Linked DNA regions of Homo sapiens: region 1 is linked to region 2. Evidence: chromatin loops called from intact Hi-C (ENCODE). Cell type or tissue: heart right ventricle. All regions are shown on one strand. Links, peaks and the distances in the headings refer to the core of each region. The heading gives the core; the rest is flanking DNA. Region 1 overlaps SYT13 (synaptotagmin 13). Region 2 overlaps PRDM11 (PR/SET domain 11).

What was found. Hi-C counts contacts between places; a loop is a spot of excess contacts. Peaks named below come from ENCODE experiments on the same cell type or tissue, not always from the same donor. Only the 100,000 strongest peaks of a DNase experiment are listed, where the experiment ranks them.
Region 1: a loop joins it to region 2, with 2.8 times the contacts of the local background. A loop is called at or near these places in 3 of 110 quality-filtered maps.

What each region holds. Positions count from the first base shown.
Region 1 is chr11:45,265,575-45,281,949 of GRCh38, forward strand. All of the region lies in intron 1 of SYT13 (synaptotagmin 13), which reads right to left. Among named protein-coding and RNA genes, the nearest start is that of SYT13, 13 kb to the right of the region's middle. RefSeq lists an enhancer at 1,351-1,851. In heart right ventricle, for the core only: no CTCF peak of the experiment used is centred there; no DNase peak of the experiment used is centred there; H3K27me3 peaks cover 773 bases.
Region 2 is chr11:45,200,482-45,216,856 of GRCh38, forward strand. PRDM11 (PR/SET domain 11) reads left to right here. Exons shown (of 8, transcript NM_001384648.1): 5 at 4,230-4,297. Among named protein-coding and RNA genes, the nearest start is that of PRDM11, 62 kb to the left of the region's middle. RefSeq lists enhancers at 8,919-9,666, 9,667-10,414, 10,415-11,161, 11,739-12,601, 12,602-13,463. In heart right ventricle, for the core only: no CTCF peak of the experiment used is centred there; a DNase peak (open chromatin) is centred at 9,550; H3K4me3 peaks cover 1,185 bases; H3K27ac peaks cover 1,909 bases.

The DNA.
Region 1 (16,375 bases), core at 6,633-11,632, 65 kb after region 2:
AAGCCCACTTCCCGGTTTGCAGAGAGCCATTTTGTTGCATCCTCACATGGTTGAGAGCAGACAGCATCTCTCTCACATGTCTTCTTCAAGGGCACTAATCCCATCATGAGGGCTTTACCCTCATGACCTGATCACCCCTCAAAGGGCCCACTTCCTAATATCATAGCCTTTGGGGTGAGAATTCCAACATATGAATTCGAGGGCACACATTCGTTCCCTAATTCCCCCACAACAAAGAATTATCAACCCAAAATGTCATTAGGGCTGAAGTTGGGAAACCCTGATTTAGATGAAGTTCTATGACAGGTGGAACTCATCAGTGGTAATAGACATCAGAACAGTGACTGCTTTTGGGGAGAATGGACTGGGAAGAGGCATGTGAGGGGTATGGGTTACAGCCTGAGGGATACATATTTGTCAAAATTCATTAAGCTGTAAACTTAGGATGTGTATATTTCACTGTATGCAAATTACATCACAATAAAAATAGAGAGAGAGATAGATACTTGTACACACATGCACCTCTGAGTAACATGCTGAATTGGGCTTTCTGGGGTGGTTGAAGAATCTGTATGCTCAGCAAGTTTGCTGAGTGATTCCTGCACACAATCAGCCCAGAACTTGGCTGTGGACCTACATTTAGGATCCACTGGTCTCTAAACCAGTATTTCTCAAACTTTCTTTCCAAATAGCCTCAGAGGCAGAAGCTGACACGTACTCTAGGGAAGAGGAAGCAGTCAGGAGCAATTGGGGATCTTTCTCCAAATCTCCAATTCTATCTTACAAATTCATATGAGTCTTTGTATTTGATTCCATATGATTGTTTTAGTATTAAAATGTTTTAAATTACTACCAGCAAGGAAAAGTTTCTTTTGTTTATTTTATGACTTCTAGGTCTGGTACCATAATCCTTCCACTCCCTCTCAAATACACACACACACACACACACACACACACACATACACACATCCTAATGTCTGGACAACAGGCATTAAGTCCATTACATCAAGCTGTAAGAAACTGAGAGAGATCCTCATTTTGCTCATTTTGCCTCCAGAGAAGGACCAACTCCTAGAGGCTGAGTGGGAACAGCCTCGCTATCCTTTGAAGATAGCTTAGAAGTTTATCAAAATTTCACTTCCAACTGCAGAGAAAATTTTCCTGGAGAAAATGTGGGGCACAGCTCTTAACCAGTCCAAAGGTTTGATCTGTGCCCATTCCTTCTGTAGAGGAAGGCACACCCAACCAATTGTGTCCTAGCAGATACTGACAACTAACTGAACCTTCATGGCTAGCCAGTCACTTATTAACAGACTTGTATTCATCAAGGAAGGCCAACTGCTAAACCTCAAGGCTGAACACAATAAAAGTTGATTTCTCACAGTCTGAAAAGGGCCGTTTATTTTCAAACTTAGGGTCCCAGCCTCTTCCACCTTGTGGCCTTGTTTACCTGTGCCCTGCACTGTTCAAACATAAACTTCTTAAATCCTCATAATAACCTTATAGGAAGTACAAATATTGTCAACTTCATTTTACAGACGAGGACACTGAGTCCGTAGAGTTCAGTTCTGTGCCAAAAGTCTTGGCCCGCTAGGGGGCGGTAGAGGGTGCATTCAGACCCAGGCTGACTCGCCCCAGAATCCCCTGCGGAACCACCAGGCCCTGCTGCCTTCCCGCCACTTCAGCCACCGCCTCCCATTTCTAGTGAGCCTTGACCATTCCTCCACGTTTCTGTGCCCCTAAGGCGGATGCCCAGGACGCTGCCTGGTCCCACCACCCACTATGCTGCCCCTTCATGCCCATCAGTCAGGGAAACGGGACTGTCAGCGCCAATTCCCACACTTTGACGTGCATCAGCTTCATTTGGGGAGTGCACAGTTCAGATTCCCAGGCCCCCCAGAGGTTTGACTTGGTGGGTTCTAGGTGGAGCCTAAGGACGCCTTGCTTGGGAACACCCTGATTTGGGGGAGCCCCAAACATCCAGGTAGGGTAGAGGTAGACACCCCCTCTCTCATGTTAAGCTGCTCACAGGCACGGCCTCCTGTCTCAGAGTCCGCTCAGCTCCCCCCGGCAACACTGATTTGCCTGCTAGGCCTCCATCTCCTAGGAAGCTGCCAGCACCAGGGTCCTCTACGTCTTGCCTGCTTGAAGAATTGTGAAGCCATGTGCCCTTAGGCAAATCCACAGTTATTTCTGGGAGTGGGAGAGAGGTGACACAGTTCACTCTGCAAAGGGGAAATCCACCTTGAAGAGGAGGCTTGGCTTCCAGTCCAGGCGGCGCAGTGTTTCCATGGCGACATTACCCTTGTACCATCTTTTGTTATCCCTTCCAACACCTCCTCTCCTGTTTGTTCCGAGTCTGTGCCCCCAATCCTTTCTCAAATCCGCCTCCCTCGTAGCTCACCTCCTCCTATTCTCCTTTTCCCTTGTGATTATTTTGAAATCTAAAAAAGCCCATTTGTGGTTGGCCCAGGGCACTCACTGCCTCCAGCCGGTACTTGATGTGACCGACTTGGAGATTTGTTGGTGGGTAAGCCCTGCTGGCAGCTGCCCCTCCCAACCCGGCCAGGATGAGACACAACAGGAATACCAGCCAGCCCTAACGCAAACGTTTTATCTGCTGTTTGTCATTCAACAATGATTAAACCTCTCAACAATGGCCAACTGCCCGAACAACACTGTCTGATCACTGTCCTTATGGAGTGGACATTTCCAGTGGGGTAGACAGCAAGAAGCCAGGGGACCCAAAAAGCTATTTCCCTTAGGAATAAGTGCTGTCGAGACCGGGACAGATGGTAATGAGGTCGGTTGAGTGGTGGGGGGTGGGGGTGGGGCGCAGGAGTTGTTTCTACTAAGAATTTGAGGGTCAGGGAAAAGTCCCTGAGCTAAAATTTGAAGAAAAAGAAAACCCATCATATGCAGCTTTACCATGTATCAGATACAAGTCTGAGCATTTTACCCATTCGGTTTCATTTAAACTTCACAGCCTCATGAGGAGGCATTACTGTCATCCCCACTTAGAGGAAGAAACTGAGGCACAGAAGGGTTAAGTCTGAAGTCACATGGTTAATAAGATGCAGAACTGGGAATTGAACCCAGGCACATGACTGTGGAGCCCACAGGCTTTCCAGCTTGGCCCCATCCTTCCCTTCCTGGGAAGACACAATGGTCTGTTGTCATTCCCAGGTCTTGAGTAGATATAAGGAGAAGCCAGTGGGGCTGGAGGAAGGATGTCCCATCTCTACCCTCCTAGCCTAGCCATTCACTCATTCACTCCATCAATCATCATTCAACATTAAGAGCCTTTTATGGGATAAAAGGCATGGCCAACACTGATTGCTACCCCGACGCACAGTCTGTATGTGTGCTGGTTGCAGGGAGTGGGGAGGAGGGGGATTATTAGAGTAATAACTATGATGGAGAACAGTAAAACACCAGGCAGAGTCTGTAGAAGCAAACCAAGCTTTACCTGGAGAAGGGGAGGGTGGTAGGAGAAGGAAGGGAAGAAGGGAGAGCTGCAGGAGGTTTCATAGAGACGCTGACTTTGGGTTGGGCACCCTGAAGTCTGACAGGTAGAGAAATTGGAGAGGGGCATTCCGCCAAGATGGCAGAAGGAAAGTTTGCACTGTGTCCAGAGTACAGTCAGTCCGCAGGTGCAATACAGCTAAAACCCAATGAGAGGAGGAGGGTGAATGTTGCTGCAATCCCAACATTTCTGGCGGAAACTAAATTTTAAAACAATTATTAAAAAAACAAACAAAAAAACAAAACAAACAAACAAACAAACAAAAAACTCCGTGGGACTGGAAACCCCAAGATGGCAAGATCCTACCTAGAGATTTCCTTCTTGTAGGTGGCCCCTGCATTATTTCAGCAGTCACATCACAAAGCCCTTTGGCCACCACCTCTGTAAACTTCATATGTAACAGATGCTCTGCAATGCACAACACAAACTTTATTGTATTTAATCTTCACGCAACTATAGATAAGTGCCTAATATTTTCTCTATTCTATATACCCTAATATTAACAAATAAAAAATAACCTAATTATTTTTACTACAGAGGAGGAAACTGAGGCTCAGAGAGATTGAAACATATCCAAGCTCACATAGCTAATATATGAAAACATTGGGCTTTGAACCTTTGTCCACCCCAAAGCTAGTGCTACTAACCTGTATACTATACTGTCTGTGGTTTCTTGGGGTTGTGTCTCTGGATAACAACTACACAGTTGAAAATGGAAAAGTTTGAATCATTGTTTTTGCTTTTCTGGCAGGTGTCACATCATTAGATGTCAAAACATTCTTTGTGTGGGAAATGTGTTTCATTTGTGCCCTGAACAAAGGCAATGTCAAGACCATGTTGTAATCTCATCAACACTCATAAACTGATGTATTTTAAAAGGTCAGTAATCTGGACTTGAACACAGCCTTTTCACTCCAGCCACCCTACCCTTATTTTCCCATCTCCAGTGGCCACAACAAGGCTGTCAGCAATGTGTTTCACCTCAGAGCATGGTCTCTGTGACTCCCAAAATTTGAGTTTGCTTTCCAAAATTTCCACTTCTGCCCCCTCTCCTGTCCCACTGTACTGGTTTACTAGGGGCTCACATTTTTCCTGTTAAACTGAGTCTGTGTATAGAAGCATCTCAGCTCTGCATAATTGAAAACTTCTGTCAGATAGGAACACAATTGTTTAATATTGGTTCATTTGAATCCTTTAGACTTTTTTTTCTTAGTTTCTAATTTGTGTTTCTAATTTAATGTTCTTTTCCCAAGACAGTCACTTTTGTATTAAAGGCTGAAAAGTTTGTTTTTATGTCAGTTTCCTTGGCATTGAAATTAGGGTGTTCTTTCAGAGAAGCTATAGGATTACATGATTCTATGGTGTTCAGGCAATTGATGAAACCATTAACTAGGCCAACTGCTATAACCATTATTGTGCCAATATATTATAAATAATAAAGTACAAAAATTTGAGTTTGTACCCATTTAAAAATTGATTAACATATATTCAAGGTTATCCTTATAATAAGACCTCTTTCACACTTTTGCATTTTGATAAGCTTTTCTTCATGGAAGAGAAAGGAGGTAAATCTACAAAACCATCAAACCCATGTGACTATCACCCATTAGAGGTGATGCAGTGTAGAAAAAAAGTGCAGGGAACCACTAATCTAAGACATCCATCCACTTATATGCAGCACTTGAAAAGCACATCAATCTCTAACCTGGAAGTTGAAAAAACAGCCGAGATATAAAGTGCAATTTCAAAACCAAGACAGAGGCTGTTTTAACTAGATTCTCCTTATATATTGGTTTTAAGTCAAACCGCTCCACATTATATTGCTGTCAAACAGAAATCAGAACATACTTGTTGCCTGCCAATCACCTGTTCACCCACCCTACATACCATGGGAGACACAGGAGTAAGTCCCCACCCTCAGAGAGTTTACCATCCCATGGTAGAGATGAGATATTCCATAAAGGGGAGATACTAGGTGCTTATGCTACAATTCTCCTACCCTGTGCTCAAGGCAGATTCAGCTAATTGATCGAAGCATTCTTTCCTGCTGAGCTCAGACACAGGGTGTTTGTTCAGCTTAGGGCTCCAGGAAGCTACTATCCATTAATAGGAATTGATATGGAAGATGAAAGACATTTGCTATTTCTGATTCAAACTTATGAAAAGATAGATAAAAATAGAAGACAGTCTTAAAAAGCCAAATACCTGGACTGTAGGCTACATAAGACCTAAGGAGGAACTCTTCATTGTTGATGTGATCAGAGAAGGCTTCCTGGACGAGGGGCTTCAATGCAGCATTCAAGGATGATTAACAATGAGAGAGAGAGAGAGGCATCTCAAATTGGGAGGACAGCAGCAGTGTGCATCCAGAGGGGAGCATGCTTAGGACATGGTGAGTCAGCTGGAGAGGAAGGCTGGGGTTGGAGAAATGGAGTTGGAAAGGAATGGTGAGGCTAGGTCATAAAGGGCCTTGAATGCCAAGCAAAAAAATCTTGAATTCTATCTTATAAACAATGGAGAAACGTTGACAGTTTGTGAGTAGGAGAATGACATGAGCAAAACAGTGTTTTCAGTAAATGAAACCAGCAGGTTCATACAGGAGGGATGGACGGATGTGGAGGAAACTAGGTGAGAAAACCAACCTGGAGACACAGAGACACAGTGAGGGTAACCCAGGTTGGGGGAACCATGTGCTGGGGAAAGGGAGGAATCCAAGAGTGAGAGCTGCCTCAAGAAAAATACACTTCAACTATAACTTCTCAGGCTTCCCTTTCCAAAAAAGACACCTGCACATGTATGTTTATTGCAGCACTGTTCACAATAGCAAAGACTTGGAATCAACCCAAGTGCCCATGAATGGTAGACTGAATAAAGAATATGTGGCACATATACAGCATGGAATACTATGCAGCCATAAAAAAGGAATGAGATCATGTCCTTTGCAGGGACGTGGATGAAGCTGGGAACCATCATTCTCAGCAAACTAACACAAGAACAGAAAACCAAGCACTGCATGTTCTCACCCATAAGTGGAAGTTGAACAATGAGAACACATGGACACAGGGAGGGGAACATCACACACCAGGGTCTGTCAGGGGTGGGGTGGTTGGGGAGGGATAGCATTAGGAGAAATATCTAATATAGGTGATGAGTTGATGGGTGCAGCAAACCACTGTGGCATGTGTATACCTATGTAACAAACCTGCATGTCCTGCGCATGTATCCCAGAAATTAAAGTATAACAAGAAAGAAAGAAAGAAAGAAAAAAGCAGAACCCCTGTGTGTCACTGGATGTCTGCAGTCTCTGCCATGTTTGGGCGACAAAGTGATTCTTCTGTGTGAATTTCATGACTAGTCAGGAAGCAGATTTCAAGGGATGGCCATTAAGGTGCTGCTTCTAACATTCTTCCACCAGCTGACATTTTGGCAGATTCAAAGCCAGTCAGTATCATCCATAGATCTAGCTGTTCCTTCTTTTAAATGAGATGCAAACCTAATAGATTTCCTTCTGTGTTACATGGGCTGACAATCAAACAGTCTACAAAATGTCCCAAAATATGATTTGATCATGGAAGGTCAGTGATATCAGAGTACCTGGCTCCAAATTACTATAAATGAGAACTATTTTTCCTCAGCTCACTCCAGGCTTTTTGAAATGAGAATAACAGCCCCAGAGCTTCCTACCTGCAGGTGTGTCTGTTTGGCAAGCAGATATTAAAGGCTTCAAGACGCACAAAGCATCAGGCTAGATGCTGAATCAAATGGGAAAACGAAAGTGGCTTCTGAACAATAGAACCTTGTGCAAATAGAGGGTGTTATCACTGTTGGTCCTGAGTTTTGCCAATTTCATTGGCACACTTCCTCTGACTCACAGACTCTTCCTTTATTATTATTAATCATTAGGGTTGGTAATAATAGCTAACATGGTTTGAGTATGCTATCAATAAGGGTTTTTGCAGGAAGAGATGGCACATTATAACTGGGTAATTGAGGAGAGTTTCATAAAGCAGGTATTTACAAATGTATGGAGGGTTAAGGAAAGCAACAAGGAATGGCGAGTATGTAGGGACTGGGAGAGCTGGGCACTCTTACCATCCCTAGGCCTGAAGGGGCAAGAAGCAGGAGAGGTCACTGGAAACAGGACAGGGTGCCGAAGGGAGACAGTGGCCTGACAGGATCTGAGCCTTTCAGCTGAGGATGTAGCCAGCCCCCAGGCACCTAGCAGGGAGGGAGCAGGGGTGATGAAGGCCCCTCACACTCCTCTTGTCCTCAGATCTCCTTTGGGCCAACTCCACCTGATGCCAAAAGGCAGAGGAGTTGGTCAATGCAGCTGATAGGTGGGGGCCTTCTGGGGCCAGGGTGTGGAGGGGGAGAAAATGGGGATAGGCTTGGAGCAGGGGGTGGGGAAGAAGTAGGTTTGGGGTTGACGGGGGAGCATTTAGGGGGTTCTGGAGGCACAAGGAGATGACTTCTAGCACTTACTACATTCTGTGTATAACTGTGTGATGAACATCTCTCCCTCTAGAATATTAACGACATGAGGTCAGGGATGGGTTCTGCCTTGTCACTGCACTGTCCCGAGGACTAACTCAGTGCCTTGCACATAGCAGGTATGCAAGACATATTTATTGAATGAATAATCATCCTAGAAGTGGAATGTTCATGTTCCCCTTTTCATTCTAACAGACACGTTTCATTTATCACGTCTGGAATACTGTTAATGAATTTTTTCTTTCCCGCATGGTGAATAGACAAGTCATTGCTTTGGTAAAGGATAAATAAGAAAATAATTAACAGATTCTTAAAAATATCCTTTGATCAAAGGCAAGTGCTGAATCCGTTGGGTGCTTTCATACGTGTCATCTCATTCATTCTTCCATATAACCTTAGAGAACCTTGTAGAATCCCTGTTTCATGAATGAGCAAAGTGGGATTCAGAATGGCTGTGGTGATTTGGCTAGGAGATGGTGGAGTCTGAATTCAAATTCAGGTTTTTGAGTCTCATTTGATTCCCATTTTAGCTCAGCATCTTGATTATAAAAGTGAACATTTTCATTCTGAGTTAATTTTTTCTTTCGAGTAGTCTCAAAGATTGTTACCTAAAATTAACTCCAATGGGTACCCAAAAATCAAATGCAAGGCTACAATGTGGTGGGATTAGGCTAGGCACCTAACCTCACGTTCATTCCTTTCTGTTCTTTGTCTCTATGTGTTTTGTATGGAGGCTGTTTTGCAAAGGGTGATAGTCATGTTGCCACTTAAAGAATCTGCTCCATTTGTTAGTAAGTAAGAGACGAGATCATTAGATGATGCATTGCAAAGAATGTGCAAAGAAACCCTCCAAATCATGTGAATATTTTCTCCTCATGTCACATCACTGCCTTCACTGTATTCCTCTCTGATAGCTTCCCCTTTCCTCTATGTGAAGTGACTGTGCTGGAAATCAAAGTGTATTTTAAGATGCTCCGCGATATGCTCTGAGAAGCAGGGTGCAGGGGGCATTCAGAAATGCAGAATAAGCTTAAAGCTAACAGAAGATATTCTACACTTGCAGCTGTTTCAATCAACTCTTCCAGTTGCCTTACCAAACCGCTTTTACCCAACCTTATCTGCATCTTCAAACACCATCTTTTCCAAAACATCCTTCTTAATTCTATTTGAAAAGCAAAGTCTTTGCAATCCTGCCTCAATAAACCTACAGCCTTTACATCGTGCTGTTCTTACCAGAGAGTCCAACCTGTGTGGTTTATAATGCTCTTCCAAATAAAACATCTCCCTGGGTATTACCTCATTGGCCTTGCAGGTGAAGATTTAAAAAACTCTCTCTAACGTTAGCCAGATGAACAGAGACCTGAAAGGAGAGAAACCTGTAAAAAGTGAAGTTGCCACATGCTTCCTGCTGGTCTTGATTTCTTGATATATCACTAAAGGCAAGCATAGAGATCCTTCGGTGGACTCAGCACCCTCCCCTGCTTCTCTGTGCCTGTGGTTTTCATTTTGGCTACAAGCAGAGGTGGCAGCCCCACAGATCCCTACCTCCTCATTTGTCTACCCATCCATTCATCAATGTATTCAGTCATTCAACATGTCTCCTCACTTCTCTTTGCCATGTGCTAAGTCCTGCTCAACTTTCTGTGACAGAAAAAGCATGTCTTGGACTTAATGAGTGGAGGTGGGGATAGGGAGAGGAATCAATGAAATATGTCAAAATATTCTAGGGTCTATGCCAGATGGACTGACTCAATTTCGCAGAATTCTCACAGGACCCCTCTCTCCTTTACGCTTGTTTTCATTCATATTCATATATGCAACTCCCCCTCATTATTTGACTCTGATCTGTTCCTAAAAACATGGTGATTAGCAGATTTCAGAAAGCAGGCACTGGTACTCCATTATTTTAAGGGAAAAATTATAATGCATTCCAAGTCTACCCCAAAACCACAATCAACTTCCCCAAATATCATTGTAACATTCTTAAGCAGTGTGTAAAAATCTCCCAGGACTTTTCTATAACATAAGGCAATTACAGCACCCTTTATCTAATGAATTGGGACTTATTGAACTCCTCCTGAAGGTTCATTGTGTGGGCAGCAACTGGCCCTGGAGAGGGGCAAGGCTCCTCCAGGCATCACACTGGCCTGGTAAGGAAATATTGAAAGACCCTAAATACTGCCTCAATTAGATGGGGTTTGCAGGGCCTGGGTATTGGGGGGAATTTTAGTGGGACCCATGAGGGGCTAAAGCTTGGGGGAACAGAATGGGAAAGATGACAATAATAACATATTTGACAGACAGAGCAGCAGGTGCAAACTTGCTGGAAGAACAGGGCAGCCAGGACTACTGCACACACACTCCATTCCTCTCACGAGACTCATGAACAATGAAATGTTTTTACGGGTTGCCCATGTGGACTCATTTTAATAGTTGCTCAATACAGACAGCAAATGTTTGTTGAAAACTCGCCAGCTACTGTGGTTTTTGGATATATACCCAAAGGATTGTAAATCATTCTTCTATAAAGACACGTGTACATGTATGTTTATTGCAGCACTGTTCACAGTAGCAAAGACTTGGAACCAACCCAATGCTCAGCAATGATAGACTGAATAAAGAATATGTGGCACATATACACCATGGAATACTATGTAGCCATAAAAAAGGATGAGTTCATGTCCTTTGCAGGGATATGGATGAAGCTGGAAACTATCATTCTCAGCAAACTAACACAGGAACTGAAAACCAAACACCACATGTTCTCACTCATAAGTGAGAGTTGAACAATGAGAACACATGGACACAGAGAGAGGAACATTACACACCGGGACCTGTCAGTGGGTGGGGGACTAGGGGAGGGATAGCATTAGGAGAAATACCCAAGGTAGATGACAGGTTGATGAGTGCAGCAAACCATCATGGCACATGTATATCTATGTAACAAACCTGCACGTTCTGCACATGTATCCCAGAACTTATAATAAAAATTTTTTTAAAAAAACTTGCCAGCTACTGATGAATATTTTAAAAGTGAGAATTTGGGGTTTTTTTTTAGATATTAAAAGCTCAGAAAATACCGCAAAGAGATACTACTTTGCACCCAGTAGGATGACTTTTTAAAAAAAAAAAATAAATAAAATAAATAAAAATTAAAATACCAACTGCTAGCAAGGAGGTGGAGAAATGGGAACTGTCATACATTGCTGGTGGAGATTAAAATGGTGCAGTTGTTGTGGAAAGCAGTTTAGCGATTCCTCAAAATGTTAAATATAGAATTACCATATGACCCAGCAATCTCACTCCTAGGTATATACTTGAAAGAATTGAAAACAGTTACTCAAATATTTCTACAGGAATGTACTTAGCAGTACTATTCACAATGGCCAAAAGGTAGAACCAATCCAAATGTCCATCAATGGGTGAATGGATAAACAAAATGCCATGTACCCATACAACAGAATATTTTTCAGCCATAAAAAATAAAGTACTGATACATTCTATGATGTGGATGAACCTTGAAAACATGATGCTAAGTGAAAGAAGCCAGTCACAAAAGACCACATATCATATGATTTTATTTATATGCAGTGTCCAGAATAGGCAAATCCATAAAGACAAAAAACAGATTGGAGGAGGGCGGAATAGTGACTGTTTAATGGATGAGGGGTTTTCTTCTGAGGTGAGGAAAATGTTTTAGAACTAGGTGGAGGTAGTGGCTGCACAACAATGTGAATATACTAAATGGCATTGATCCTACACTTTAAAGTGATTAATGTCATGTGAATTTCACCTGAATAAAAAAAGCTTTGAAAATAATGGTAACCTTCACCTTATCAGTACGTAGCTCAATGCCCCTCCTGGAGACATTAATAAATGTTTGATTTATGAATGCATGAATAAATAAATCTGTCTATGGTCTACAATGCCCTGCTCATCCAGGCCCCTTCCTATTTCCCCAGCCTCATTGTTCACCAGGATCTCCCTTTCTCTCTACTCTTCAGCCACACTGGCTTTTCCCCAGGCCCTCGTAAATGTTAGGCTTCCTCCTGCCACAGGACCTTTGCACAGGCTCATTTCTCTGTGTGGAGCCCCCAACATCCTTCCCTTTTGCCCTGGTTAAGATCTTCTCCAACTCTAGCTCGCAGTTTGGCCATCACTCTTTAGGAAAGCTTTCATCTTGTAAGGTACTCTTGTAAAAGCTCTTCATCTTACACTTACAAAGCAACAGAACCTTCTGTTCAGGTTACCTACCACCAGCACACATTTTCATTTATTTGCCCTCTTCTTCTATAAACTCTGGTTTGCCCCATTATACCATAAGCTTTGTGAGAGCTGAAGATGGGTCACTGTGTCATTGGGAAGAGGGTAGTTACCACTGTATCCTCACTTCCTAGCACAGTACCTGGCACACAGTTATTCAATAAACACAACCAAGGAAGAAAGAGGGAGGAACCCACCTTTTTCACCTGTTTTCCTTTATAACTCTATTAGTTCCATTATTTCTTATCAAATTAGTTATAGGGGACCCTTTGTGTGCACGTGTGTTGATTCTGATACATACGTATAGAATCTCTTAGTTCTTAAAACTTGCTTCTATGAAGCTATTCTCCTCCATCCTCAGAGCAGATTTTCCCTTTGTTTCTTAGCAAGAAATAAGCCCTGGGAGTACTGAATACAGTAAGAAGAAGGTGGAAGCGGGAGGTGAACTGCTGCTGGTTATTGGGAGATTGTAGGTCAGTGTGGACAACAAAGGGACTGTCTCCACATATTCGGATTGCTCTCGTAGGTCTTTGATCCTGGAATGGTTGTGTCTTATTTTTTCTCCTCTTTGTCTTCTGGGTCTGATGCTTCCCTCTCCTGCTGGTCTCTTCTCTTCCTTCTGCCTTTGCTTGGGCCCCCTCTGGTTTGTCTTTCAGGTGTTTCCTTCGTCATGATCCAATGGCCTCTCTATCCCTCCTCCTGTGCCCCAGGTACCTCCTCACAACTTGACTAGTATCTGAAAATCTGGAAAGGATGCAGCACTGTTTTCTGCTAGAATTAACAAAAGGTGCTAGTGAATCATCAATTCCATGAAGAGAAGAGCCATGTATCTGAATTATCTACAAACTGTACCCAAAGAAGGAACTAGGGGAGGAAGGGAGATGGGACAGGTCAGACCTGTCACTGGAAAAAAGACTGAGGGACACAGGCTTAGGGGTCCACATGTGAGTGCTTTGAAGAGTATTTCCAGCGGGTATGTGCTCATCTCCCTGAAAGAATCTATGCTAATTTCTTGATGAAAAATTCATACTGTCTTCCACGTTGCTAAGCAACCAGCCCAAACATGTTTACTGTGTAAAATTTCTGTGGAGGGCCCTGGGCTGCACCCAATGCCTGAAGTGTGATGGCGGCAGCAAAGCAATCGAAAGCATTGGGAAAGGTTTCTGAAGTTGACCTACAAAGATGTGTATTTATAGACACTTTTATGCCATATCTGGGGAAACACAATGGCTCAAATAAAATTTTGACTACTTTTTTCTGCTAATCTTCAACCTAGTCGTCAAAAGTGTGGGCTCTGAAGCCAAATTTTGTAAATTTGATTCCCAGCTCTCCCACTGAATATGTTACTTAAGCTTTCTGTGTTTTACTTTTCTTCTGCAAAATGAAAAATAATAATTATGCATATTTCATAGGGCTATTGTGATAATTAAAATTAATATGGTTATGGCCATGTGCAGTGGATCACACCTGTAATTCTAGCACTTTAGGAGGACAAGTCAGGAGGATGGCCTGAGCCCAAGAGTGCAAGACCAGCCTGGGCAACATAGTGAGACCCTCTCTACAAAAAATAAATTTAAAAGAAATTAGCCAGGTACGGTGGCACATGACTGTATTCCCAGCTACTTGGGAGGCTGAGGTGGGAGGATCACTTGAGCTCAGAAGATCGAGGCAGCAGTGAGCCATGACCACGCCACTGCACTCCAGCCTGGGTGGCAAAGTGAGACTGTGTCTCAAAAAACATTTTAATATGGTTAAAATGCTTAGAACAGTGATTGGCACATATAAAGAACTTGATAAATGTTAGCTATTCTATCACTATTATTTATTACTGTATGGAAATACTTCATTGTGGTGGTGGTGGTTTATATGAATGGGTGAGTTCACCAGGCAAGAGATGAGCTAATAGTAAGCTAGAAAATGAGTCCTGTAAAAGTCTGAGAATCCATGGAGGTCAGACCTTACAGCCTTCCAGAGTTGAATCAGTTCCAGGAGTGGGGTTAGCAATTCATGGGGCGTCCTATCATCATTAAGGTACAGGGGAGACTTCAGGAGAAAAAACAACCTGCACTGGAGAAAATTCTACTTTAGGCTGAAGACGGAAGTAATATCCCCCACCCTGGGTTTCCCATGGCACCCTGTGCTTCCCTGATCATGGCAATTGCTTGTTTTATTGTCTGTCTCCCCATTTATCAAGAAAAGCATATGTCTGTCTTTCCATTGCCATATCCCAAGGCCTAGCATGTGCTCATTAATCTTTGATGAATGAACTATTTAACTAATGAAATGCAGCATCTGTCCATCCTCACTCTTACATGTGTGAATTAAAAGAAACAATCAGAGAAGGCGTTGCTCTAGAGGACTAAGGAAGAGGAGAAGAGGTAGGAGGCCTAATAGGACCACACTGATGGTCTTAACGTCCCAATCCCCAGGGGGAATCCTTTATGCAGCACACAGGAGGTGGCCATGGGAGAAACAGCAGAAAGCAAACAGGGCCGAAGAAGCAATTTATTAAAAAAAACACAAAAAGGAGGCTCATGTCTCTTGAATATGGCCCCAAAGTCCTCCTGGCAATAAAAAAATACTGGCCTGGTACTCAATTAATGTTCACAAACATGTCACAATATGACACTTTTTAATAAAAACCTTACTGACGTATAACTGCAGACAGAAAAGTACATAAATCATAAATGTAGAGCTGGATGCATCTTCACAAAGTAAACACACCTCTGTAACCAGCACCCACGTCAAGAGGCAGAGCATGAACAAAGCCCAGAAGCTCTCCTACCCGCTGCAGTCATTTCCTGTCCCCCAGGGTAACACCATAAATAAACTGTGCTGGCTTCAAATCCTGTGTCAGTGGAGCCCTAACAGTATGCACTCCTTTGTGTCTTCCCTCTCTTATTCAGTGTTAGGTTACAAGATAATGATTTAATTCAAAACACTGCCATGTGCTCAGCACCATACCAGACATTGTCAAGAATACAAGGAAAATGAAGGAAAAATTCTCTGATCTTAAGGAGAAGGCTCCACTACACATATATTGTTTGATAGAAATTCAGGCCATGAGGGCTGGCTCACGCCTGTAATCCTAGCATTTTGAGAGACCGAGATGGGCGGATCACCTGAGGTCAGGAGTTTGAGACCAGCCTGGCCAACATGGTGAAACCCCATCTCTACTAAAAATACAAAAGATTAGCCGGGCATGGTGGTAGGTGCCTGTAATCCCAGCTACTTGGAAGGCTGAGGCAAGAGAATTGCTTGAACCCAGGAGGCAGAGGTTGCAGTCAGCTGAGATTGCACCATTGCACTCCATTCTGGATGACAGAGCAAGACTCTGTCTCAAAAAAAAAAAGAAAGAAAGAAATTCAGCACTTATTTATATTATTTTGTAAAACCTTAGAACTAATCTACTAGAGTTCCACTGAAAGCCACTTCAGTGATCCCGACTCTGCTGGAAAGAGGATGGGATTGTAGAGTTTGATCACATGTGACAGTGGGTGGCTGGGGATATGGACAGAAGGGGCCTGGGGGCCAGACGCAGTGGCTCACACCTGTAACCCCAGCACTTTGGGAGGCCGAGGTGGGAAGATGACATGAGCTCAGGAATTTGAGACCAGCCTAGCCAACATGGCAAAGCCTCACCTCTACCAAAAATACAAAAAAATTGCTAGGCGTTGTGGTGCACACCTATAATCTCAGCTACTCAGGAGGCTGAGGCAGGAGAATCACTTGAGCCCAGGAGGTGGAGGTTGCAGTGAGCCGAGATCATGCCACTGTACTCCATCCTGGGCGACAGAGTGAGACTCTGCCTCAAAAAAAAAAAAAAAAAATTGGTGTGGGAACTCCTGCTGAGGGCCAAGCAATTTCAATAAAGCCTTTGGCCATGTGTTAGCTTCAAAGGTACAGCACTGGGGTCACCCAGGGGACCTCTCTGGCATTTGAAAAGACTCACTTAAGTGCACAGCAAGGTAAACACTGTGTTGGGAGAAAACTAGGCCATGAAAAAGAAGGCTTTCTGAAAACAGGAGGCGGGTGCCTGCCAAATGGTAGGGGTACAGGACTGAGCCGTGGGGCAAGGGGAAAAGAGCAGTTCTC
Region 2 (16,375 bases), core at 7,065-12,064:
AGGAAACTGAGGCATGGTCAGCAAAGATCTGCCCAAGGCCACTCAGCTTGTGTGCAGTGAAGCTGAAATTCTAGCCAATTCCTCTGGCTCCATGGCTCTTACTACCCTCCATGTGCTCCTACTACTGGCTGTAGGAACTAGAGATGCTTCTCTTTTCCCCCAGGAGACAGGGGAGCAATCAGAAATGATAATGTAGGGGGAGTAGTGTTATGATAAAATCCAGGGTTCTCTGAGATTCCAGGGGAGGGTCCCTGCAGACTGGAGCATCACTTGGGGAAACTGCCATGGAAGGGGAAGCTTGAGTTGCATGTTTTCTCTTTTTAGTTTTCTGAGATTTTTAAAACACAAAGGCAGTACAGTCTTATAGACAAATTAAGCAAAAGCATCCCTGCTTCCCTCTTTCCTCCCCTCCAGAGTAATGAGAGTTGAGATTTTGATGTGTATCTCCTAGACTATCTATGCTCATGTAAACATGCATAGTGGTGTGCTGGTAGATGTTTACAACTGATGGTGATGGTGATGGTGATGGTGAGGCAATGTGCCAATTTCCATGGTGTAAATGCTCCCCCCATGGCTGATTTCAAGCTACTAGCATGAAATCACTGAATGTGCAATTGGGAAGAAATATGCAATCGCAACTATTGTATGGTATTTCTACTCTGCAGCTACAGTAGAGGCCAGTACCCTAGAGAGCATAGAAAATCATCAGTCAAATGTAGTAAAATAATTGGGAATGGTTAAGTTTTGAGTATTTATTGCCTTTTAAAAATATATCATTTATTGAATTGTAAGTTTATATCATTTAGTTTTTCAATAATGGCTGTGTTTGACAACTGGTTCACAAAATTCCTGAAAATTTAACAGTTGGCTCTCAGTCAACATAAGCTGGCTCCAGCATAGCACTCATTTCATTTTTACTAAAATCTTAACATTTTATAATTTTTTCTTCTTTCTTCCTTCCTGCCTTCCTTCCTTTCTTGTTTCTTTCCTTCCTTCTTTCCTTCTTTCTTTCTTCTTTTCTTTTCTTTTAGAAACAGGATCTTGCTTTGTCACCCGGGCTTGAGTACAGTGGCACAATCATGGGTTACTGCAGCCTCAAACTCTTGGGCTTAAGCAATCCTCCTGCCTCAGCCTCCTGAGTATCTGGGACCACAGGCGTGCACTACCACACTTGGCTAATTTTTTAAAAAATTCTTTGTAGAGAGGCTGGGCGCAGTGGCTCATGCCTGTAATCCCAGCACTTTGGGAGGCCGAGGTGGGCGGATCACGAGGTCAGGAGATCAAGACCATCCTGGCTAACACGGTGAAACGCTGTCTCTACTAAAAAAAAACACAAAAAAAATTAGTCAGGCATGGTGGCAGGCACCCATAGTCCCAGCTACTTGGGAGGCTGAGTCAGGAGAATGGCGTGAACCTGGGAGGCGGAGCTTGCAGTGAGCCGAGGTGCACCACTGCACTCCAGCCTGGGTGATGGAGCGAGACTCTGTCTCAAAAAAAAAAAATTCTTTGTAGAGACAGGGTCTCGCTATGTTGCCCAGGCTTGTCTCAAACTCCTGGCCTCAAGCAATTCTCTGGCCTCAGCCTCCCAAAGTGATGGGAGTACAGGTGTGAGCATCACACTTAACCAATTTTTTTCTCTTTAACTTGCTTTTTACTTAAAAGGCTCTTTTTCCCATCATTCTTTCATTCAACCAGTATTCCACCATGTGCCATGCCCTCCCTGCGTTAGGAACCAGGGCCACCATTGTGATCAGGGCAGCCACGTGCTTTGCACTCATTAGCTTACGGTCTAGCCAGGGAGGCAGTCAGTTACCAAATCGACAAATAGATATCAACAAAATGCTCACTGCAATTAGGGCTCTTAAGGGAAGTTACAGGATGATGTAACAGAGATAATGCCATGATAGACCAGGGATGAGGTATGGCCAGGAAGAACTTCCTTTAGGGTCAAGGCTAGGAGAGGCTTCTTCTGTCAAACTCACATAATCTGAGACCCAAAAGCTAAGAAGGGACCACATATTCAAAGCTTAGTGGGAAAAAATTGAAAAAGGATATGTTCACTTGGGTGCCATTTCTGTAAACTTTACACACATGCAAACAGTCCTGTATGTTGCTCTTTGAAAAGTCCTTGTGTCATAAAAATGGGAAGGCTTCCCACCATCTCTAGGATGGTGGTTACTCTTGGAGGGAGGAAAGGAAAGAGAAGAAGTTGGAGGCAGAGAGGGTCTTCCACTGCATCTCAGCATTTTCTTGAAGCAAAAGGAGAGAGAGGCCTGAGACAAATATAACTCGTGTTAATTTTTCTTGGCTTTAGCTGATGGGCACAGGGTTGTCAGCTGCATTCTTCTTTATAATTTCTGAATGCTTGAAATATTTCATGATTATTGTTATTTTTAAGGGTAGATAAAAGAGGCTCTAGGCTCACCCTCAGGGCATCAAGGCTGCAGAAAAGTGAAAAGGAAGTGAGAGGCCCAGGGTAAGTTCGGGGGCAGGCCTGTAGGGTATGAAGGCTGTGGCCATAAATATGAGTTTTATTGTAAGTGCAGTGGATGCCATTTTGAGCTGGTGCGGGACATGATCTGATTTACATTGATAAAGGGCTTCTCTGCTGCTTTGAAGAGAACGATGGAGGCTTATGAATGGCACTAGGTTAGGTAGGAGTCTAGGCATGGTGACTATCCATCTGTTTCCCATCTCCCAGGAGTTCTCCCAGGCTCTGCTTCACCAAGTCTTCAGGGGACCAACCCTGATCTAGCTCATGTGTCAAAACTTATCAAGTTGTACCTTATATGTCAATGATGCCTCAATAAAGCTGTTAGAAAGGAAAAAGAAGGAACATGTCACTATGAAACAGAAAGAGGCAGGATGTATAAAAGGGTGGACCTGAAAAAAAAACTAATTAAAAATTCTGGGAATGAAAAATATTCATCAAAATAAAGGTACTCATTAAAAAAAAAAACAAAGAAAGTTGGAAAAACCTCAGTAGATGGGAGAAACCCCGGATTAGACACAGCCAAAGAGATAATTAGTGGACTGGAAGAGAGCTCTGAGATATTTTTCCAGAGAGTGCCCAGAATAATAAAGAGAAAAATATGGAAGAGTAGTTAAAAGACATGAAGGATATATTGAGCTACTCCCATAATTTTTTTTTTTTTTTGAGATGGAGTCTTGCTGTGTCACCCAGGCTGGAGTGCAGTGGTGCCATCTTGACTCACTGCAAGCTCCGCCTCCCGGGTTCACACCATTCTCCTGCCTCAGCCTCCCAAGTAGCTGGGACTACAGGTGCCCGCCACCACACCCAGCTAATTTTTTTTGCCATACGTGTTTAACAGAAATTGTACTGAAAGAGAATGGAGAAAATGGCCGAGAAGCTGTATTCAAAAGCCTAATGACTGAGAATTTTCCAGAATTGAAAAGGATATGAGTCTTGGAGTTGAAAGGTGTTCATCAAGTAGTAAGGAGAATTTCAGGAAAGTAAATCTTCACTTCAAAACCACATAGCAAAACTGCAGAAAATCAAGAGTAAAAGGAAAGTCTTAAAATTTACCACAGACAGATTATCCACAAAAGAACAACATTAGACTGACAGCTGTTGCTTTTGCGCCGATGGCAGTCTTTTTAGCAGTCTTCAGAGTGCTGAAAGAAAATAAAACTTAGCCTAGAATTTCATACCCAGCTGAACTCTGATTAAAGAGTGATGATGAAATGAAAGAGAAACCAGCCAGCTTCAAACCCTGAGGCTCTTGAACATTTAGAGGTTGGGGAGAGGAGGAACCCTCTCAAATCACATATATTCAGTCATCCAGCAGTGGCCTCTGTCTCCCACAGAAACTGTAAGGAGAGAAGGATTGGTTTAGCCTTTGTAGTTGCAGTGCGAGGCCAGTGGAAAAGCCCCTTGTCAGCCATGTTGCTGAGTATTCCATCAAGACAGAGGAGGGAGATGGTCCCATCTGCTTCCCATCTTCCAGGAATTCAAAACACCTCTGAAGGGCTTTGTGTGTCTAGGAGAATAGGATCTCCAGTGTCTCTAGAAGAATGGGAATGGGTGGAGGGCAGGTAGCAGAGATTCTGAACCCAGCCTGCATTTCAGTTCTGTAGCAGTGGTGACATTTCAGGGGGAGGGGGAGGGAGCAGGTGGGACCAGGCCCTGGGCCCTGGTTGGGAAGGAGCCCAGGGACATGAGAACCCCTCTAGAATGGCCCATCCTAGACTCTTTCTCTTTCTTCCAGATTGTGGACAAGAACAACCGCTATAAGTCCATAGATGGCTCAGACGAGACCAAAGCCAACTGGATGAGGTGAGCCCTGCTCTGCTGATGTCCCGGGGGTCTTGCCTGGCCTCTGGAAAGGAGCCAAGGGAGTGTGTTGGACCTGTGGGAGCTCCAGTGGTGGAGACTTCTGGAGGCTGCCGTTTGCAGGGTTTGGATGCATCTAGCTCTGAAGGACCCACCTTTTCCCCTAGGCCTCCATCAGGGGGCTCTAGAGGACGGCGTGTGGTCAGGCCGTTGGGATGCAGGGACCGCTCGGGCTGCTCACTTGCCAGTGTGTCTGGAGGTCCTGGGCCCCAGGCTCCTGGCAGCATTCCTAGGGAGGAGGAGGAGACTGTCCCCCACCTAGGACTGTGACACCTCAGAGCAGGCTCCTGCAGGGGTGGTGTGAGAATCGTCCCAGTGCAGCCCCAGCAGTTGTTTAAACAGCCTCCATGGAAGAAAGGGCTCTGACAAAGTCTTCAGCTCAGTTTTTGACAGTGTTGCTGCCTATGTTTGAGTACTTTGAAGTGTCAACTTTACCCTGTTCCGGTGTTTGGGACAGAATTTTGCACCAGAAGTTTTCTTAAATGCCAACCAGAGGAGGCAGGAGACTGGCCCCAGGCAGGGTCACCCAGGGATGGCTGAGCTGAGCCCAGAACCATGGGTCCAGCGTGATGCTGATGGTCTGTGCCATGTGCGAGGGACTCTGCCTGGTGGGGTTTGTGGACAGGGGTGGGAGATCTGACATGCCTTGTTGCCTGCTTGGTGGCCTCTCTCTGGGACCTAGGAGCACTGGCTGGAGATTTGGATCTGGGTGGGAGGGGAAGGAAGCCTCAGATGTCTGGAGTCAGGGGCACAGCCACACCATGGGCCTGGGGCCCTCTGCCGGCATTTGCACAGTTTTCTGACCCATGAGGCCTTGAGGCTGATGGTGGGATTGTACTTGGAGAGAGGGCAACTTCCTAAAAAGGAGTGTGCTGTCTTAAACTCGGAGACTTTCTAAGCAAATGAGGAGAAGCAGGTTTGAGGCGTAGAGTATGTGATGAGGGCTCCTGTGTCCTTCCCAGTGGCTCCACTGCCCACCTATACTCCTATCAGAGAGTGGCTGAGCAGCAGTTCACACCTCCCAGATTACTTTAGCGTTCGCCCTCTTATGGGTTAGGGAAGGTGTTCTCATTGCCGTTTGATGGGTGCAGAACAGAGGCTCCAGAGACCAGCGGGCCCCCTGCCTTGCAGTGTGGAGAATAGCACCGACTGCCCCCAACCTCCTTGGACACAGCTGATCCGACACTGCCCTGAAAGTGGCCCCAGGGAGGTGGCTTGACACCCTGACTGCCTTCTCTTCTCACTGCCACGGGGTCCAGGTCAGCTGAGCACTTACAGTTCATCACCTGTGTACTGAGCACCTAGTTTGAGTCAGACTGTGAAATGGGTACCAGGGTGGATCACCCAGCCCTGCCCCACCACACCCCATGCCCCACCCCCGCTGGCCCTTCCCGGGCTCACACCTCCTACCACAGAGGTGACTTTCCAGTGTAGTTTTTGCACCGAGGCACAATGTGCTGCAGAGGCCCAGATGAAAGAGGAGGGGTTCGTTGACATGGGCCTTCAAAGGGGCCAGGATTGTGTCTGGGGACACTGGGTTGTGGTGTCTAGTCAGGCTGTTGGGCGGCTGCTCAGTTTGGACCCCAAGCCTGTGCTGCTGTGCTGCCTGCCCTGTGGCTGCAGCCTGGCTCCAGGCAAGCAGGGGAGACCGTGCGTGTGTCCACTTGGGAATCAGGCTTTCTGTGCTATTGCTTTTAAGGCGCCGGGAGCTTTGCCCATAGAACCGAATCTGTTCCACTCTTTCACCCATCTCTGATCTTTCCCCCTGGGGACAAGGCCTTCTCAAAACCCCAAAAAAGGGGAGCTATCATCCAAACTAACTTATCTATCCTCTGGCACCCCGCAGATTGTGACTTAATTGGGCTGGGGATTGGCCTTGGGCCTTGGTATTTTTAAAGCTAGTGATTCTGATGTGCCACTAGCATTGAGAACCACTGCTCTGTACAGATCTTCATGCCACAGTGGTCAAGCTGAGAGCAGGGCAAGGTCTTGCTTAAGAGCATACAGTCAGGGTAGCAGAATCAGGATTTGAACTCCTGGCTCTGTAATCCTAGGTCGGTGTTCTTCCTGCTTGTGCACAAGGGACCAGGTGAAGCGTGGCTTCCTGGGCCTGGATGGGCACTGGTGAGCAGGGGTTTGGGGGTTTCTGCTACTGCCACCTTGCTAGCATGGTTTCTGTCCTGTTCTGCTCCCAGCCTGTCCTGATTCAAGATGGCATCTGGGTAGTCACAGCTGGTGGGCTCTCATCTTATGACCACTCAAAGAGCAGGTTTGGGTTAGGGATGCAGTTTGTTGCCACGGAGACGCCCCTCCTGTTGCTGTTGGAGTGACGGGAAAGCTGTTAATCCTGGGAATCCTCCTTTCCCTTCATGTCCAGCTTCCGTGGTGTGGCTCTTTCTGACTTGCAGATGCTCTCCTTTGCACTGTCATGGCACCGCTTGGGGATGATTGAATGGACTCTGTTAGTTTCTTAACAAAATTAATGGTGGGCCAGGAGGCGAATGGGCACTGTCGTGTTGAGCTTATCTTTATGACAGCCCCATCTAGGTGATCTGTCTGTGGTGGTTCTCAACCGAGCACTATTTTGTGCCCCTGGGGGCATTTGGCAAGGCCTGGAGACATGTTTGATGGTTGGATGCTATCAGATAGAAGCCAAGGATGTTGATAAAATCCTGCATTACACAGGACACCCCTTCCCCCCAACGAAAAATTTTCTAGCCCCAACTGCCAATAGTGGCAAGATTGAGACACCCACATTAAGTCCTCCTGATAGCCCTGGACAGTGACACTAGAATTGTCACCCTAGTTTTATGGAGAAGGAGACTGGGTTCACACGAGTCCCATGGCTTGGCCCAAGGAGACTCAGTCTCTAGTTCCAGGTCTAGTCCCATATTCCTGCCACCATCTTGGACTGGGTAATGAGGCCCCCAGCCTTCTTCCCATCTTCTGGGCCCTGGTGTTTTGGGTGCTTGAGTAGGAAGGTGAGGGCTGAAGGATGTTGGTGCCGCCGGCCTTCCCCTCTTGGTTTCAGAAGGAAACCAAGGAGTGAATGCGCTCTGAGCTTTCCTCCATACCCTCATGTCCTCTCTTGGGTGGATTTTTTCACCTTTTATCACTAGTTAAAAGGGTGACAGAGCCACGATGTGGAGAAATCAAGTTCCAAAGCCAGAGCAGGAGCCAAGTGGGATGGAAGGGCCATGCTGTGCCCCTTGCCCAGGGCCTCTGGCTGCTCAGTTGAGAGGGAATCCCAGGTCCCCCTGGTGTCCACCAAAGTGGAACTTGACTCCCTCAGGACAGTCGTGGGCTTCTCAAATTCTACCAAAAAGTCACAGCAGCCCACCCCCGAAGAAAGCACTCCCATGGGAAGGAAACCTGTTTGCCTGCACATATGCAAAGGTGGGGGCTTGGAGAACTGACCGGGACGGGGAAGGGGAAGAGAGCCACTAGGCAGAATAAGCTTTCTGTGGCCACACCCTAATCATGGCATTGTCACTGCTACACCCAACGGTAGCCAGTGTAAATAGTTTCCCTGGTTACGTATTCTTCCGAGCCATTCATTCAGCTGTAGGGCTGTAGGTAAATATCGCTTTATAGAGGCAATGGGCTAATCCTAATTTCAATAAGATCCTTTACTGCTATCTTTAAGAGATTTTAAGCCCCTTACATCATGATGTGTTTCCCTCCTTAGTAATAAACCCGAAGAGTTGTGGTTGTTATTCTGGACAGGGAGAATAAGGTGTGAAAGGTTGAACATGAACTGCCCTAGCTCTCACCGCTAGTAAGAGCTAAAGCAGGCCCTGAAACCAAGGCCTTCGACTCTGAGTTCAGTGCTCCCTCCCATGTAACGCCGTCTCTTCTTTCCACCCTCCCCTCCGAGGAGTAGTGGAAGGGACCTCTCAGTAGGAGGAGGGTGTGGTGGGGGCCAGGTTGCCCCAGGTGCCTCCTGGCTCCCCAGCTGGGGGCCAGCAATTAGGAAGGAGAACCACCTGCATTGACGGTCATTTACCCAATTGTGCTTTGTGGGATATTCAACCCAAGGAATGTGGCACACCTGGCTGAGCGTAAGAGGAAGCCCAAGTTCTCCAAGGAGGAGCTGGACATTCTTGTCACAGAGGTGACCCACCATGAAGCAGTGCTCTTTGGGAGGGAGACCATGCGGCTGTCCCATGCTGACAGGGACAAGATTTGGGAAGGCATAGCCCGGAAAATCACCTCCGTCAGCCAGGTGCCCCGCTCCGTCAAGGACATTAAGCACAGATGGGATGACATGAAACGGAGGACCAAGGACAAGCTGGCCTTCATGCAGCAGTCCCTGTCGGGCCCTGGGGCCGGGGGCCGGGCCCCCACCATCGTGCTCACGGCCCACGAGAGGGCCATCAAGTCGGCGCTGCTCACGGCCCGTGCAGGGCGCGGCTTCCCCAGGGCGGAACTGGATGGCACCGACAGCCCTTCGACCAGCTGTGAGTATCACCAGTCCCCCCCGCCACCCAGCCGGCTGCCTGCCCCCCAGCTTACAGTCCACAGTCTCCCACCGACTTTCCCTCTGGTTCTCTCCTGTCCCTCTCTGTCCAGCCCACTCTTTCCATCCTCCCCTCCTTCTCCCACTCTTCTCCTCTCCATCCCTTTTTGCATTCATTCTCGAATATTTACTGAGCATCTCCGTGCCAGAGCCGTGCTAGGAGCTGGGAAGACAGCTGTGTGTAAACCCCACGCAGGCCCTGCTCTTGGGGAGACCCTGGACTCCTAGGAATAAACCAACGTTAAATAATTGCACGAGTAAACTGGAAACGAAGGGATGGAGGACACAGGAGTCCAGGAGGTCCCGAGAGCAGGGCTGACTTCATGAGCATGCAACCTGAACAGTCACAGGGGCCGCGGGGTTTCAGGCTCTGCTGTCGCCATCTGGACATTCTTCATAGTTTTTGAGCCAGGGGCCCCACGTTTTCATTTTGCATTTGACCCTGCAGGTTATGTAGCAGCTCTGTCTGAGAGTTAAGGAGTGGGTAAAACTGGCTCCACTGGGGACTGGGGAGGGCTCCCTGAAGAAGTCCAGCGGACTAGGATGTGAAGAGTAAGAGTTAACCAGGCCAGGCAGCAGCGTGGGGCGCGGAGAAGGGGAGGGGAGGCGCGCAGGCAGAGAACAGCATGTACGAGGCCCCGCATCAGGAAGGCGCTTGGCACGTTCCAGGAACAGTGAGAAGCCAGGAAAGCCCAAGTGTAGCAGCGCGGGGGAGGGGGCTGGAGACGAGGCGGCCAAGCTGTGAAGGCCCGGGCCGGGCCATGGAAAGATCAGTTCCTTTCTGTGTCTGGTCCTGACTGCTTTGTTCCTCTATTATTACTCCCCTGCCTGAGCCACGCTGCCTGCCCCCACTTTTCTGTGTGCTGCCTCTCAGCTCCCTCTCCATCCTCCTGGCTGCTCCGCCACCCGCTCCCCACCCCTCTTCTCCCTCTGTACTTGTCCCTGCCTTTCCTCTCTACTTCCTGTGTCTCACATGCACTTTGAAGCCAGGGCCCCAGCGGCCGAGGCGGGTGTCCCTTGGGGCTGGAGTTCTAGTTGGGGCTCAGCAGAAGGGGGAGCACTAAAGGCCTCCGCAGGGACTGCAACCCTTCCTTTCCACTTCTGCACATCTCCCCCGTGCCCCGCCAGCTGCAGTCCCCACTAGAGGCCGTCTGCCTGACCGGCTCGTGAGTGGTGGGAGCCAGGCAGGAGGGGCCCCAGGGAAGCAGCCGTGGCTCAGCCCATGGGAAGGTGCTTTGCAAAGACTCACTTGCACCTTCCCTTCCCGGGCCCCCTGCCATTGTGATCCACTTGCTTCCTGTTTGGCTGGGGCTCCTGACAGGTGGCAGTTCACAGAGTCAGATGTTTAGGACTGGAAAAGAACATGGAGACCATTTAGTTCAACTTCCTTGCAATGCAGAAAGTAAGCTCTGAAAACCAAGGTGGCCCTGAGCTCAATTCAGAAGCAGGACTTGAACCCGGGTCTGCTGGCTTCCTGTGAATCAGTGTTTTCCTAAGTCTTAAGAGGATTCCACCCCGTGATAAGAAAAAATGGGGGGGTCAGCATCCAGTAAAGCCTGTTCCCTGCATCCTGCTCCGCTCACCCCTCCATCTCCCTGAGACTGAATGTAATGAGGCCACCAAAGGTAACCTGGGCTGGCAGGGAGCCCGAGTGTGCCATCAGGCAGAGCCCGCTCACCCCCATGGCAGGCTCACAGCCCTCCTTTTCCTGGCAGTGGCCAGCTGCGGCAGCACTCGGCCAGGGGCTTGGCAGAACGGGGACCTGGGAGGGAAGGAGCAGCATCACCTCGCCGGGTCTCACTCCTTCCAACACTGGCCATGCTAGACAGGTCTCTGGGATCTCAGGGGATGGCTGCTGTCCCACCAAACACTGCCAAGAGACACAGGACTCTTACCAAGCTGGCCCAAGTGAGCCCCCAGGACCCCTGGGAGGCATGAGGTAACTGTAAGATAAACCTGTCTGTCCTCCCCATCACCTTCCTGGGGGGTGGTTCTGAGTTGAGTCCGCAGATCCAGGCAGGGAGGGCTTGCCTGTCAGTAGGGTCAGCCCATACATCATTTAATCCTGCCACAGGGATCAGCCCATACCCTTGGTCACCAGAAAGCAGGACCCACATGTGCAGAGGCTGGGCCCCCTCCCTGTGTCCGGCTGCAAGGAGCAGTCTGTCCGATGGCCCCTGTGGATGGGAGCACGATGTGACTGAACTGGAAGCCTGCCTTGGGGGACAGGGGGACAGCAGGGCTGGTTGCAGAGGTGGCTCTCCTGCTCTGCACTGTCCTGCCAGTTTCTTCAGCCTGTCAGCATGTGCTGCAGTGATTTAAAGATGCAGATTCCATATTAGTAGTCTTTTATCCCTCACCCCCTTCCCACTCTTCCCCCCAAGTCCGCAAAGTCCGTTGTATCAATCTTATGCCTTTGTGTCATATGGCACAGTGTATACTGCTTGGGTCATGGGTGCACCAAAATCTCACAAGTCACCACTGAAGAACTTCCTCATGTAACCAAACACCACCTGTACCCCAATAACTTATGGAAAAAAAAGTGTGCAGATTCCAGCAAGGCCACAGGATGGCCCCAAGCAATGCAGACGTGGCCTCAGAAAGTCTGGTGCTCAGAGGGCCAAGAGCGTCTTAGTACCTTTAGGCAGGTGCCGCTCCTTCAGCGTTACAGAGCACCTTCATGTTTGTCATCTTGTTTATGACTCTTCTTAACAACCCAATTAGGTAGCCAAGCGGTTCGATGTGTAGACAGGGCAGTCGTTATCATTGCAGAAAGTGAGGTGCAGAGAGATGAACTGACTGCTGAGGTCAGGAGCTGCTGGGTTGGCACGCAGCCGGTGGGCCACGGTCTCCAAGTCCCCTGGCCTGGGCTCTTCCCCACTAGAATAGAGCTGTTCCGTTGAGAGGAAGAGGAACTTCCCCCCAGGGATGCTGGGCCCACGCACCTCAGGGATTTGGGGAACGTGGATTTCTCTATGGGCGGGGGCCAAACTAGACCGCAGGGTGGCAGGGCAGGGGGATACTCAGGTGTTTTTCAGGGGCAGGGCCAACCCCTGGGCCTCCCTCCTTCTCCCTTTTGTAACCACTTTTCCATCTTTGTTTCTGTCCCCCAAGATGATGAAGATGAGGAGGCGCCTGGGCCCTCAAGGCAGCCTCTTCGGGTGCCTCTGCAGCGGTCTCCGGAGGAAGAGGCCCACCTGGCCAGGCCCGCCCTGCTCCGTTCATCCTCCTCCTCAGACCAGTCTGAGACGGTGGGCCCCAAGCCAGAGGCCCTGCCCCATCCCTCGCCCCAGGCCCAGGCTGCCTGCAGGACCCCTCGGCCGCACCCCAGCCCACCCACCACGGGCCTTGACTGGCAGCTCCTCCACGTCCATGCCCAGCAGACCGAGGTGTTCCGGCAGTTCTGCCAGGAGCTGGTGACCGTGCACCGGGACATGGCCAACAGCATGCACGTCATCGGCCAGGCCATGGCCGAGCTGACCAGCCGTGTCGGTCAGATGTGCCAGACGCTGACAGAGATCCGGGATGGGGTTCAGGCATCTCAGCGGGGGCCAGAAGGGGCAGACCCTACGGGCTCCACTCCCCAGGCCACCCAGGCCCAAGCCCCCCTGCCAGAGCCCCCACCAGCTTCCCCAGCATCAGCCCCCACACGGACTACCAGGTCTCGGAAGAGAAAGCACAATTTCTAACCCAGCTAGTCTGCACTAGGAGGAAGAGTCATGGAGGAGGGATGTCTGGCCTCACAACAGGGGCCAGTCTTTCGTGTCCAGGAACAGGATCGATGACCCTTGTAGGACACTGGGGGCGCTGTTACCTCCTCACCGAGCGCAGGTCGCTGCCCTGTGGTCTAACAGAGCATGTATTCAGACCCGCACCCTCATCTTTGGCGGATGCTGAAGATGCAAGAAAAGCCACCTGCTTGATGCTTGCTTGGCCTGGAGATCGTTCTCCTCTTGGTCTGTGTCCCGTGGTGGCAGGCCTTGCAGGGAGGGGGGCGCAACAGTGGGGAGCATCCGAATGGAGTCCCACTTTCCAACCTTGGGGCTGCTGCATCGGCCTCCCACATGTGACCTCCCAGGCCCTGATGCTGCTTCTTTTGAAGGGGGTGAGGCCTGATGGGCAGGTCAAGTCGGTCCTTCAGGGAGGGGTCTACCCTCCCTTGCCCGGGGGTGGTGCCCGCCTTGGCCCTCCGCTTGCCCTTGTGCGCGTGCTCAGCTGCTGTGCTTGCCTTTTTTGGAGTGGGGAGAAGAATGGGATGACGTCGGAGGAAGGAAAAGACTGTCTTGCATTCATAGAGAGCACTTTATGCTTTTCCTCGCCCTTGCAGAGTCTGGGTGGTCTCAGTGGGGGCTCAGGACAGTCAGCTCAAGACAGCCAAGTCAGGTATTATTATGATCATTTTTATCATCATCATCTGTATAAGACAAATGACACAGCCAGTTAGTGAGAGGGCCAGGACTGGAAGCCAGGGTATCGGTTTTCCCAGCTCCCCTGTCAGAGGCCAGATCTGGAGTAGTGGGAAGAGGAGGCAGGGGGCAGGTCTTGCCCCTTGCCAGGCCTCTGCCCCTTGCCAGGCCTCTGCCCCCTGTATCTCTGCTTCTGCCTCAGCTGTCCTGGGTGAGGTGGGAGGCACCTAGCATTTAGCAGGTGATTCTCCCACCCTGCCCTGGCTCTATGGCTCATAGCCAGTGGCTTGGAGAGGCAGGGCCAGATCTCAGGAGTGGAGGGCAACCTCTTCCCTGGCTTCTAAAAGAATCCAGAGCCCAGTGGGGCTCATGTCCCATTCCAGGTTCCAGCATGCCTTGCCTCTGCTTGCTCGGGCTGCCTACGCACTAGCTACATACACCTCTAGCTTCATGTTTCATGTTGGAGTGTGGGGAGAAAACTGGGTTCTTAGCATTAGAGAGGGAAGTGGCAGGTGGCAGATACAAGCTTAGCTCTGACCTGGGTGCACCTCAGCTCTGTGTCCTTTTTTTTCCCTGACCTGAAGCTGACCCCAGCAGAAGTCCCCCAGCCAACCCCTCCACCCAACAACCCCCCACCCTCCCATCCTGCCCCCAGCCATAGTGGGAGCTGGGAGGATTGCAGCATCTAGTGCCTTCCAAGGCTGTTCCTGGAGCGCTGCTTGTAAACCCAAGCCAAGCTTTGTCCCACGTAGGGAGAATGGAAGGTGACTGCAATGTCCCTGTGCCTTTGGCTCCATCTCCCCATTCTGTGGTTCTTTGGGGGTTCCTGCTTCCCTCAAACTGAACACTCTCCTGTCCAACAGCCTGATGGCTTAATTATTGCCTGGAATTGCCCGGCCTCCGATGCTGGAATCAAAGATTGCCTTCCGAAGTATTTTTGTTAAGATGGCAATAAAAAGAAATCAATCTCACTCTTTGAACACACCCAGTGTCCAGGATCTTTCTTTGGTGTGTATTCTCTTTCTTCGTTTCCTGTGAAAACCTCGAGGACCCCAAAGCAGGGGTTAGATGTTTAAGGAAAAGCAGGTTGGTGAGAAGGGCTCAAGTGCCCCTTGATTTCCCTGATTCTATAAACTGCCAGATTCCCTGTATCCAGCACCATGCCAGGCCCTCGGAGGAAAGGAAGGGCATGCATGCACGAAACCACTCAGTTATATTTCATTTCTCTGCTCAAAAGTGAGGTGTTGCTAAGTCAATTTTACCTTTTGTTCCCTAAAAGTAAGCGAGAAGTTCTGGAAAAACAATCACCGTTTCGGACAGGAGGCTTTAGAAGGGTCAGGGGCTGTCCATGTGCCAGTGCACTTTAGGGGCCACCTGGAGGCATGACCCTCCCCACCAATCCAGGTGTCTGTGTGTCTGGCACTGGCAAGGCTCTGCCCACCTAGATCTGAGGCTTCTCAAAGTAACCAAAGCTGCCTCCTCTGCCAAGAGGAAGCCTCCTCACCTGTGCATTGCCCTGGCTTAATACCAGTCTCAGAGAGCTTCTCTCAGGCAGGAAATCCCCTAGTCTTGCCCACAGATCCCCTTTCTAGAAGGTTCTAACTTGCCATCCTCCACAGTTCTTGGCCAAAAAGCATGGCCATAGAAATGGAGGACTACCCAATTTCCGAGAGATGCAAAGATGTCGTGAAACCATTCCCAGGGCCTTCTCTCCCAAGGTCAATGTATGAAGCAGTGACTGGCTGGCTGCTCTCTCTCTTCCTGGGGAGGGAAGGAGCCAAATTGGAAGCTGTAAAACTGAAATGGAAGTCAGAGCAAAAGGGACAGTGAGGACTTGTCAACTTGGGATGGAAAAGATTTTCAGTTTCTGTTTCTTGGCTTCAGTGGGGATTGTTGGGCTAGCACATTAAAACAGGAAGAGGAAACTTGGGTGAGAGACAGAAATGAATTGGAAGAGGGAGGCCTCTAGCCATGACCAGGTGACCATCTGGTGGGTGGATGTGTGACCCAAAGCCCCTCCTAGCCCGGAGACCTATGCATGTGAGAACACAGAGCCCAGCCTCTTCTCAGTCGGTCTTTTCCTAGTTCTGCCTCCTTAACTGGGGCAGCTTCCTTTGTATTGAAGATACCCACTATGCAATAGTGTCTGAGCCTGGCCTAGTCAATTCCCTCCAGCAAAATGGATGCCCTGTGTTATGTTTTCTTTGCGTTAGAAACAATAGTCATGTGCTGACCCAGCTAGAAAATATGATGCACTTGATAAGACACAGTGGGTGAGGTCTGAGAATTGTTGTCTTAGTACTTACCTATCCAGTCCCCAAGGTCAGCTGGGAGGTTGGAATAAAAACAATCCAGGATCATCATGACAGGTTTAGTCCAGAGCTCTCCACCGCCATCAGCAGCACCACCACCTTCCCCTTGATTGCTCCAAAGGTCCCAAATTCTGTGGGTTGGAGTTGAAATGCCTCAATAAGCACTAGCATTTGCAGAACAGTCTCAGCCAGGCATTCTCTGTGCCTTCTCTCAAGAGGTAGTGACCTGGTAACTCTTCAAACCTCCTTGCAAAGAGCTGCTCAGCCACAGTGGATAGATTTTGCCCCTCCTGGTAGCCTTCCACTCCTTGGGGAGGGCTTCTGATTTCTGCAGCCATGTAATGAATGGAACAGGCACAGTTCTTCATAAAGGGGTTGTTGTGAATGGGGACAGAAGGGTTCTGGGGGGTGGTCGAGCCAGCAGGTGTTAAGGCAAAACACTTAAAAGCAGGAGATCTAATCAGAGGTAACAGGTCTGGGGACCTAGCTGGCTTCATTTAGCTTTACCTCTTAAATGGTATAACATAAACATCTTGTCAGGGGAATGGGTTGTGATTCACCAAGAGTTGCCATATACATTGTATTTCAAATGCTAAGTTTCAGAACAACAAATACAACAAAATCTGAATAAGCATTGATCTGCCTTTGAAAATACTTTGTGATTTATACAACGCCTTGAGGTTAGCTTTCCAAATATTGATTCTTGATGGATAGAAAAAGACCAGAAGATGGAAAGTTAAATTGACTTGAGTCTTTCTAAACCTTTTGACACACCCTAGAAGTT